Linked DNA regions of Homo sapiens: region 1 is linked to region 2. A link is an interaction called in ENCODE POLR2A ChIA-PET data of the cell type or tissue named here. Cell type or tissue: HepG2. All regions are shown on one strand. Each heading gives the region's core, and the rest is flanking DNA. Links, peaks and the distances in the headings are about the cores only.

What was found. Peaks named below come from ENCODE experiments on the same cell type or tissue, not always from the same donor. Only the 100,000 strongest peaks of a DNase experiment are listed, where the experiment ranks them.
Region 1: POLR2A ChIA-PET joins it to region 2 with 6 read pairs; 1 of 35 experiments calls an interaction of 5 or more read pairs at or near these places.

Annotation. Positions count from the first base shown.
Region 1 is chr6:37,366,717-37,372,095 of GRCh38, reverse strand. It overlaps RNF8 (ring finger protein 8), which reads right to left. Exons shown (of 8, transcript NM_003958.4): 3 at 2,878-3,612; 4 at 522-584. Among named protein-coding and RNA genes, the nearest start is that of RNF8, 15 kb to the right of the region's middle. RefSeq lists a silencer at 1,889-2,183 and an enhancer at 2,787-3,986. In HepG2, for the core only: no CTCF peak of the experiment used is centred there; DNase peaks (open chromatin) are centred at 2,025, 2,515 and 5,015.
Region 2 is chr6:37,242,258-37,247,636 of GRCh38, reverse strand. All of the region lies in intron 1 of TMEM217B (transmembrane protein 217B), which reads left to right. The region is part of intron 1 of TMEM217 (transmembrane protein 217); the gene reads left to right. Among named protein-coding and RNA genes, the nearest start is that of TBC1D22B, 13 kb to the left of the region's middle. In HepG2, for the core only: no CTCF peak of the experiment used is centred there; DNase peaks (open chromatin) are centred at 2,676, 4,736 and 5,066; H3K4me3 peaks cover 660 bases.

The DNA of each region.
Region 1 (5,379 bases), core at 82-5,081, 120 kb before region 2:
TCTTTTAGGAGAATTTTAGTCCTGTTGAGCTTTACCTTTTCAATAAATTGATATGTGTTGTTGATTGTTAAACTGCACATTCTCAACCTGGCCTAAAATGCTTAACTGGAACATTCCCCAATTGTTTCTGGTTGGCTACAGCTCAGGAACATTGCGGTAACAGAGGCCTTCACGGGCCCTGGTGGCCAAGTCATACCTCACATTTTCCCTCTGCTGCCCTCACCTTTCTAGAAGTGGAGCCACTTCCCCAGAGAGCCTCTTAACTGCTAAAGCTCCATTCCATCTTCACCAGAGCAACTTCTGCTCAGACAAAGATGTAAGTTTTCATGCTGAGGTCTGGCATGTTTGTAAGGCTCCAAATCTCTGATCTGATGGTGTGAGCAGCTGCCACCTGCTCTGTTTACAGACTGGGGATGCCACAGAGGTATGGGCTAAGCAGCAGAGGCAGCCAGTGGTCATGTGATGCCTGTTTGCTCCCCACTCCACAGCCCACTATAATCTTAGTACTATGGCAAAGTTACCTCCTGCAGAGCCTGGGCCAGCTGTTGCTTCAGGTCCTTTTCTCCTTGGGCTATCTCCAAACCCTGCAAAGCCAAAACAAAATGGAAGGTTTCTCTGCAGGGAAAAGAAAAAAAGGAACACAATCCAGCAACAAGCAGAGCAGACCAGCTAGTATGAGCATCTGGAAACAACAGGGGTGAGGGAGCAGGTGGAAAATCTCCTGTTTTACTTCAAGCTGTTGGCAGTAAAGAATTTGAGCAGTTATCTGCTCAAATACTGCACACTTCAGGACTGTCGGCTTTAAGCCACCAATTGGGTTGTTCTGGAAATACTATGGCCTAACAGTCCAAGCCTCCTTCATGGACTAACGCCATGATTCCCAAAAGGATGTAAACTGAGAACTTCTGAGCCCCCAAATACCTAAACTCAGATGTAATTCCCAGTGCTGGCACTCACAACATCTAGCATGCTTCTTTTCCCTCTACTCTGGCCATCTTGTCTCTCATTCTGAGTCTTTACCACTTCAGTTTATACACTGCTCCTCTGCTCCTCCTCTCTCCTTGCCTGAGCTTATGCTGTATTTCCTCATCAGCCCCCTCCAATGTGGAAGCTTTCCAGGTGATCATTAACCTATATGTCCAGCACCTTCCAAAAGAACTTCTGGGCCCTTCTGTCCTTAAGAATTACCTACCCATTTAATATGCCAACTTGAAATTGTTCTCTAATTTACTATATTGACTGAAAACTATTCTCTGATTATATCGTGTGCAGGAAACATCTTGCCTCCTCAACAAGATAAATTCCTTAATGGCAAAAACCATTTGGTAAGCATCTTTATAACCACTAGAATTCCCTAGTACCAGGCAATTTGAGTACTTAAAAAAAAAAAAAAAGTGTGAAGGAGCAAGGGTTTAATGAGCTTCTAAACCAGCAGTAGGGGATAGGATAAATCCTCAGGGCTTGGTGGGCAGAGGGAGATGCAGCTGATAAACAAGGGACTAGATACACTTCACTATGAGCATCATATACACAACCAACTCATACCCAGAGAAATTCTCTAAACCAATCCTTTCGCCTTTAACATTTTGGTACAGAAAAAGATTTTGCAGCTATACCTTGAGGCATGTCCAGAGCAGCCACAAATATTAAGCAACAGTAACTTGTTCCTGAACATATTAGCCTTTACAGAGAGTTCTGTCCTGGTGAAGGTGTGATATACTAAACACGTAGACATAAACCACCCTCTATTAATTTCAAGAACTAGTCTAGGCTGGATAAGGGAAGCAAAAAGGTACACATAAGTAAGCAGTGTATACTCTCAAAAGACCTATTTAATCCATGGCCTTTGCTAATACTGTCAGTTCAAGGGGATGGCAGAGATCAGAATGAAATTTATAAATTGCTCAGAAATAAGCCAACACTACCCCTGGCTGTTCCTTACCCTGAGCAACCCAAACAAAAAGCTTATTCACTTTAGTTGTGACTGGTCCGTCTGAGTTCTAAGTCAACAATGGGGAATTCTTGACATTCAATATTATCTGAGCAACTGGGTGGGAGCAAAATATGTGGTTCCTGCCAGATAGGAAATGACATTTTGAGCAGGGACAGGATCTGCTCTAGCCTAAAGCTTTGTGCAAGAGCTTGTCATCTAAGCAAATGACTGAGGGATGGAAATACATTTGGTCTTACCTTTATACAGCTAAGACAGTCATTATTTTACCTTCCTACTATAGGCACTGTGGAAGGTGGTTTATCATTCAACCCAACAATGCAGTCATGGTGCATCTGTCCCATCACATGCTGGCTGCTCAAAATAGAAACAAAAACATTTTCTGCCTTTTTAGCCCCTCACCTCCTGGCTTAGCTACAGAGTTAACTAACCTTTATAGCTAACAAACTGTCAGGTACCAGGGCAGAGGAACCAGCTGACCTGTACCTGCCCTGAGACTAAGTGATTTGGCCTTGGCCACAGAGCAAAGATACACAAGTCTTGAAGACAACTATTGATTCAATTGGACTATACTGTGGTTTTGTGGCATGTTGACCTTCACCTAACTTCCCCCTGAATTCATGTTGGTTCTGAGTTGCCTCAGCTTTGCCTCCTGGGATGAGTTATGCCCTGGCTGGCTCTGCTGGTCACTTTACCCTATCTTGGCACTCTAACTCTGGCTCCTGATCTCATCAGCATGCTGAAGCCTTAACCCTCTACTCAATCCCCTTCCCTTATCTCAAAAGTTTACTGTTCCCATTCCATTTCCTGTCTTTGGTGCTCAGAATTTGGTACCTGGCCCAGAAACTGAGAACTCTGGCCAGAGACTCATGAAGTGCCTGCCCCACCCCTGAAGACCACTCTTGCCCTTCCCTTCTGTGTGGTACCTGAAGATGCTGTTCCTCTTCCTGGAAAGTCTTCTCTAGTTGCTCCACTCTTGCCTGCTGCTGAGCCTGCTCTGCACACAGCTGGGACTGTAAGTCCTGAAGTTCCTGCTCCATTTGCACAACTTTCTTTGAGTTCCCCTTTTGGGTCTGCTTTTTCACATTCATAACGGCTTCATGTTTTTCCTGCATCTGTATTTTGAGCCTCAGAATCCTGGACATGGTCACCTTAAACATCTGTAAGCTTCTCTGAGATGCTGAAGAGTTTGAGGCTTTCTGCTCATGATGAACCTCTGTGACTTTGGGGAAGCCAGGGTAAATGGGAGCCCCTGTGGTCTTACTTGGCTCAAGGGCAGTCAACTTAGGATCCAAATTGTCAGAGGGTGTACTGGCCACTTCACCTTTCCCCTGTGATTTCACTGGCTGACCAGATTCACAAGACACTTTATTTATTTTGGATTTCAAATTTGAGGGGCCTTCAGCTCCAGGACCTGCTAATTCATCCAAACTGAATTTCCTTTTAGTTCTCAATTCCTTATTTTTTTCTATCATTTGGTCATTCTTTGGGGAAAGACAAGGATATATTGTCTCCCAGTCTTCTTCAGTAACTTCATATTCATACTCCGCATTCTCCTTATTTTCCAGAGGCACTCCAAGTTGGATGTAGTCTCCCTGATGAATGGAATAGACCCTTAAAGGTTCCAGACGCGCTCTGTTCAGCCAAACACCATTTAGACTCTGGGGAAAGTGAAAGAAAGAAGAAATAAGCTTCATGATTTTCGTCTTCTTAAAGGAATCTCTCTCCTGCTGCTGTAAAATCTTCTGCCTTTTCAGAAGGAAAACTCTTGATAACAAATAGAAAAGAAAGATTCATAAACGACCATCCTTAGAAACAGCATTCGTCAAGCAGTGCTTTGGCTTTTTACCTATATTTCACATTCATGCCTCCACAGAGAACTGCCATATAACAGGCAGGAATCACCTTATTATTGGTGGATAATTTACTCAAACACATGGAATAGCATTAAAGGAAACTGAAATTGGATAGCTCCTATTAACCTAAACTGGAGCAATGTCCCAAAACTAGAAAAAATGCTATTAGTGAAGAAAGCAGTAGCTAAGGGTGAGGTCCATGAAGTAGTTTCAAATGCTATCTCTGGATGTGGTTCCTTAACGCACTGGTAAGCAAGCAAGCACACATAAACCAAAAAAAAGAGAGTACTATATCTGGTACTGGGGTCAAATGGCAGGTAGGATCTGACCCAATTAATATCAACAGGGGTATATGGGCAATACAGGATAGCGGTTAAGAGCTGGAGCTCTGGACTCAGATGTGGGTTCATAGTCTGCATAGCATTTGGCAATTTACTTAACCTCTCCATGCCTCAGTTTTGTCTGCAGAACAGGGATGGTACAGTACCTACCTCACACTGTTCCAGTGAGGAATGAATAAGATAATGCATGTAAATCACTTAGCACAATGACTCACATAGAATAAATGCTTAATAAATATTTACTGTCTGGGAGTGGCAGCTTACATCTGTAATCTCAGCACTTTGAGAGGCCGAGGTGTGCGGATCACTTGAGGCCAGGAGTTCAAGACCACCCTGGCCAACACAGTGAGACCACCTCTCTACTAAAAATACAAAAATTAGCCAGGTGTGGTGGTGGGTGCCTGTAATCCCAGCTACTTGGGAGGCCAAGGCATGAGAATTACTAGAACCCAGGCGGCAGAGGATGCCGTGAGCCAAGATTGCATCACTGCACTCCAGCCTGGGTGACAGAGCGAGACTCTGTCTCCAAAATAAATAAAATAAAATAAAAATTTACTTTTATGGTTTTAATGAAGTCATAGTATTGAGGTTAAGAGCACAGATCCTGGAGTCAGACTGCCTGGGTTTGTAATGTGGCTCTATCATTTAGCAGCTGGGTGATGTTGGCCAGGTTTCTTGACCTCTTTATGGCCCAGTTACTGCACTGATAAAATGGAGGAAAATAAGTCTCTCCCTCATGGTGTCTGTGTGGATTTAATGAGATAACATATGGCAAGTATTTAGACAGTGCCTGGGCATCGTATTACGTAAGTGTTCACTACTATTACTATGCCTTGGTTCAACTGATTCATCAACAATCATTTCAACTCTATGCTCAATGTCACGCAAGGTAAATATATTGAGTGAAAAGGACATGAAAGCTTTCAGCAGCTGATGGTGGAAAAGACAACACAAGGGCACAAATGAGCAAATGTGGGATTACATGGCATAGCCTGTAAATGCAAAGGAATATCATGTGCAGCTGGGATAGCTATGGGATGCTAAATGGAGATGATAGGTCCTAAAATAGACTTGAAACAAAGGCAAGATTCAGAGTTGAAATATACTGGTGAGCATTTTAACCCGTATCAAGGACTTAAGTTCAGGGGATAGGCCAGAGATGAAGCTCACTTCTGAATTGGGACCAAGATTTATGTTTACACTGGCAACTACAGCTACCTACTTTCAGCTA
Region 2 (5,379 bases), core at 293-5,292:
AAGTGGGTGAATCACGAGGTCAGGAGATCGAGACCATCCTGGCCAACATGGTGAAACCCCATCTCTACCAAAAATACAAAAATTAGCTGGTTGTGGTGGCACGCACCTGTAGTCCCAGCTACTTGGGAGGCTGAGGCAGTAGAATTGCTTTAACCCGGGAGGCAGAGGTTGCAGTGAGCTGAGGTCGCGTCACCGCACTCCAGCCTGGCAACAGAGCGAGACTCCATCTCAAAAAAAAAAAAAAAAAGTAAAAAAGTTCGCCCTTTATTGACTGCCTTCCTTCCCCTATATCACTTCTACCTCTTTCCCCACTCGTGTTTCTGTCACCTCCAAATAAACTACTTGGACTCAAATCCTTGTCTCAGGGTCAGCTTCTTGGAGAATCCAAACTAAAATTAACCATAAGTAGCTCTACATGGTAAGACCAAAGAGTACAAGGAATGGTGTGCAGGGACAAAAGATACTGCAGCAGGGGTCTATCATAGTAGACTTCTAAGGCCATATAAGTCTTATGTTACCTTTTCCTCTAGGCAATGGGACATTCATTGCCAGTTTAAGCTGGGACATGACATGACCAGATCTGCATTGTAGAAGGACCACTCTAGTCACATATCTATTAAATGGCTTCTGCTACACTTAGAATGAAATCCAAACTCCTAACCATGCCTGATAGGTACTGCGGGACCCGGCACCTGGCTGTCTCCCCATCTTCTGAGAATTTTTTTTTTTTTTTTGAGACAGAGTCTTGCTCTGTTGCCCAGGCTAGAACGCAGTGGCACAATCATGGCTCACTGCGGCCTTGACCTCCCATGCTCAAGCAGTCCTTCCACCTGAACCTCCTGAATAGCTGGGATCATAGCATGTGCCACCACATCAGCTAATTTTTAAAATTATTTTGTAGAGATAGGGTCTCACTATGTTGCCCAGGCTAGTCTCAAACTCCTGAGCTCAAGTGATCCTCCCGCCTCAGCCTCCCAAAGTGCCGGGGTTACAGACGTGAACCACCATGCCCAGCCTGAGAAATGTCTATTTAATTTGGCAATTGTGAGTTGACCCTAATGGCACAGCAGGGTCAGAAGCCAGATGAAGAGTAGAAGTAGACCAGATTATTGTCAGTTTTTCACTCCCTCTTGCAGTGCATGAGAGTAGATGGAGTATATTTCCCTGCAAGACTTCTGGCCAGTGGAATGTGAGCAAAAGTAACAGTTTGCCTCAAGAAGTATCATATGTTTCCACTCCCATGCCTGCACTATGAGAAGAGCATGCCCTGGGGAGCTACTGGCCCAAGGAAGATAACAGACATGTGGGAGCAGACAAAAATCCAGACTGAAGCCTGGAACCCACTCCAGGCAACCTTCAGCCTGAAGCTTGAATAAGAAAAATAGATGCTTGTGGTTTTAAGCCACTGAATTTTGCATCATTGTTGTGGCAAAAGCTGATTACTGCAGGAGAGAATTAGAGGAGAAGTAGAAGAGAAAAGTGAGCCAAGAATACGCTTTCAAGAAACTTAGCTGTCAAGAAAATGAGAGCCTGTTGGCCGGGCGCAGTGGCTCACGCCTGTAATCCCAGCACTTTGGGAGGCCGAGGCAGGTGGATCACTTGAGGTCAAGAGTTCGAGACCAGCCTGACCAACATGGAGAAACCCCTTCTCTACTAAAAAAAATACAGAATTAGCCGGGCTTGGTGGTGCACGCCTGTGATTACAGCTACTCGGGAGGCTGAGGCAGGAGAATCGCTTGAACCCGGGAGGCAGAGGTTGCGGTGAGCCAAAATTGCGCCATTGCACTCCAGCCTGGGCAACAAGAGCAAAACTCCCTCTCAAAAAAAAAAAAGAAAGAAAGAAAGAAAGAAAAGAAAAGAAAATGAGAGGCTAGTAGATCTCCTCCTCCATCTCCTCCTCCTCCTCGTCCTCCTCCTGCTCTTCCTCCTCCTCCTCCTCCTGCTCCTCCTCTTCCTTATTGTCACTGTTGTTCTGTGTTGGTGTTTTTGCTGCCCATGATATAAATCCCTTTCCCACATACGGAGAATTTCCCACTCTATGAAACTCATTGGGAAGCAGAGCCCACCTCCTAGTATTATAGCTGAAAATGCCAGCTACTTATTTTCCCAACCTTCCTGTGAACTAAGTCATGGCACATGTTGTGGGCTCTGCTAATAAAATGCACCCACTCTAGACTTCGAATCGGGAGGAGTTTGTGATGCAAAGAAGCAGAAGCAGCACAGAATCCATTCCACTAATGGGCAATGCCAGCATGGCAGCAACCCCCAGTTTGGGAGAATAGCTGTGGCAACAGCAACATTCAGGATCTGGTGCTGAGCCTCTCAGTGTACCTATGGAGTCAAATGCTCATTAGCAGCAGTGGCAGTGTCTTCAGTGACCCAGCTCTGTGTTATGATGTTGGGGCTACCTACCGCCCTGTAAGGAAAAACCTCTGAACATAGTATGGTAGATTGGTTGCATTCACGATCTTAATTCTTCACTGGAGGATCTCATCTTGTTGGACTTCCTCATTCTGACTGGGCTCACCCTTTTGACTTACTTTGGTCAATGGGATGTTAGTAAACATTACCCAAGCCATGGCTTGCAAAGCACTTGTGTGATTGGCTTGCTGTCACTGTTGCTCTCTGCCATTGCCATGAGAACATGTCTAGGCTAGCCTGCTGGATGATGAAAAACATGTGGAACTAGGCCAAGTCTCCCTAAGTTATCCCAGCTGAGGCCATCCTAGTTCAGCCAACAGCCAGTTGAGCCTTTGACGTATGAATTAGCTGAGCCAAAATCAACAAAATTGCCTGGCCAACCAACAGTTGACCTCAGACACTTGAGCGAGTCCAGCTGAGATCAGCTCAGCTCAGCCCAGCCCAGCCCCAGATAAACTGAACCTCACAAACTTGTGTATTAAATACATGTCCATTGTTACATGCCATTGTGGTTTTATGGTTGTTTATGTGATGTTATTGTGACAATATACGGCCAACACACATATGATTCTCCAGATTTCTCCACAAGTCTATGAGCCATGGTTTTTCTGCTTAAATCAGCCAAGAGTTGGCACTTGTTGCTTGCTCTGACTTACACAGAGAAAGACTGAAAGTAAATTAGAGAGAAACATGGGGTCAAGGGAGAAGTTGAGGTAGACGAGACTTCAACATGTTTATAGGCCAAGGATTGGAGGCAGTTGTATTTGTTAGGCTATAAGTGTAGCTGGAAAATAATAGTGCTTTAGACACAATAGAAGTTTACGGTTTTTCTCCCTCATGTGAAAGAAGTTTACAGTTTTTCTCCCATAGGGGTTTCAGCCTCTGGTGAAACTGCCTTTGCAAAACTACGACAGTAAGAGAAATCTGACACAGTTGACTCCTTCTTGCTTCTAACCTCCAGATTCTCCTTGTTCATTCCTATGCATAAGCCAAACTTTGGAAAGAATTTAGTTTACATTTTAACCTTAAAGCAAAGATGACAATAGCCCTTCCCAAAACTAAACCACCTTTGTAAAACTAATAAAAGTCCACAAGGTTAGGATTATGAGAGGGGCCTGAGTTCTACTAAAATGTAGGTGGAGTTAAATGATAACCAGCCACTGTTCCAGAGGTCACAAAATTTGTAACTTCCCCAGTTCCCCTGTAGATAACATCACTACTGTAGAACCTAAGATTGGCCTTTTGAGACGTCTTTTCAGACTTGCATTTCTGAGGACTGGCTGACTCCATGTGGGCTCCTGGCTCCTGACTGAACCGGTCCTGTGCACCCCCCCATCCAGAGGCAGACTCAGCACACAAGGAGTTTTCCACATCCTTATGATGGCATTCCCCACCAGTCAGCACCACCCATTCCCTAGTCCTCTGCTCACCAAACTATCCTCGAAAAACCCTAGCCAGGTGTGGTGGTGCATGCCTGTAATCCCAGCTAGTTGGGATGCTGAGGCAGGAGAATCGCTTGAACCCAGGAGGCGGAGGTTGCAGTGAGCCGAGATCATGCCATTGCACTCCAGCCTGGGCAACAAGAGAGAAACTCTGTCTCAAAAAACAAAACAAAACAAAACCCTAACCTCTGAGCCTTTGGGGAGATTGATTTGAGTAATAACTCCATATCCCATATGATATGGCCAGCCTCATATCAATTAAACTCTTTCTTTACTGCAGTGTCATGGTCTCAGTGAATTGGTTTTGTCTGTGTAGCAGGCAGGAAGAACCCACTGGGCAATTACACTGGGAAGAAGGACAGGGAGAACATGACCTTTCTCTTCAATACCTGGTGGTTTCCTCCATTTTTTTCCCCCTTTCAATCCATTCTCAGGACTTGGTCACATGACCACACTCAGCTGCACAGAAAGCTGGAAAACGTAAACCTTATTCTGGCCAACCGAATTTATAACTAAACGCCCTGTTTCAGAGTGGAAGAAGGGGCAAACAGAGAGTAATAGCCCTTGCCAAATTAAAGAAGATGGAATAATTAATGGGACAACATCTCCGTGGTGGACTTTATTAGTTATTTCCTTCCATATTCTTTTTTAAGGGGGCTCTTTTTTTTGTAGGGGCAGGGCAACTGTGTTCACAGTGTGGGCATAAATCATAATTTACCTAAACAAGTTATGGCGATCCCATTCAACTTTGCCAGAAACTTGCTTTCCCAGCCTCTCCTGCAGCTACATGTGCCATGTGACCCAGTTCTGACCAATGAGCCATGAGAAGAAGACTGCTAGGGGTTTTCTGGGAAATGTTTTACTTCCTATGAAAGAGACAAACATGGAAGAGAGCTTACTGGCACACTCCTGCCTGGGATACTGGTGTGAGTCACTGGGGCAGTCAGCTTATGACCACAAAAGTAAGGCCAAAGGAATTACAGATGCCAACCTAGAGCCCTGACACCTTTTTAAGGATCTGAATACCTTGAGAGATGAGCAGGTGAAGAAGGGGAGAAAAAATATTTGAGGAAGTGGGAGTATTAGATACATGAGAAGGAATGCTTAGCAATACCCCTGGAAAGTTGGGTCCCAGTCAGATCATGAGGGCTTTGTATGAAGTAGTGTGATTTACTGTCAGAATTACCTCATTCCAAGCTGGGGCTGGTTTCCCTGTTTGTCAGCTGATTCACCACCAAAGCATGACAGGCTTTTCTCTTTGTAGGCTTAAGAAGACTGCCCATCTCTTCCCCACTCAGAGAGTTAAAGAACTTTTGTTTTGGAAAATCTAGGCTCTTAAAGGCAAAGAAAAGATCTAGATGATATGGATGAGTAGGGAGTGCTGATTTGAAAAGTTGAGGGTGAATAGAATGGTTCCCAGCTTTCTACAGCATGTGGAATTTCCTTCCCTTGGGGGGAATAGAGAGGTACAGGTTCTGCCCACCGTGGGGGCCTGTGTTTGACTCTCTCCCAGACC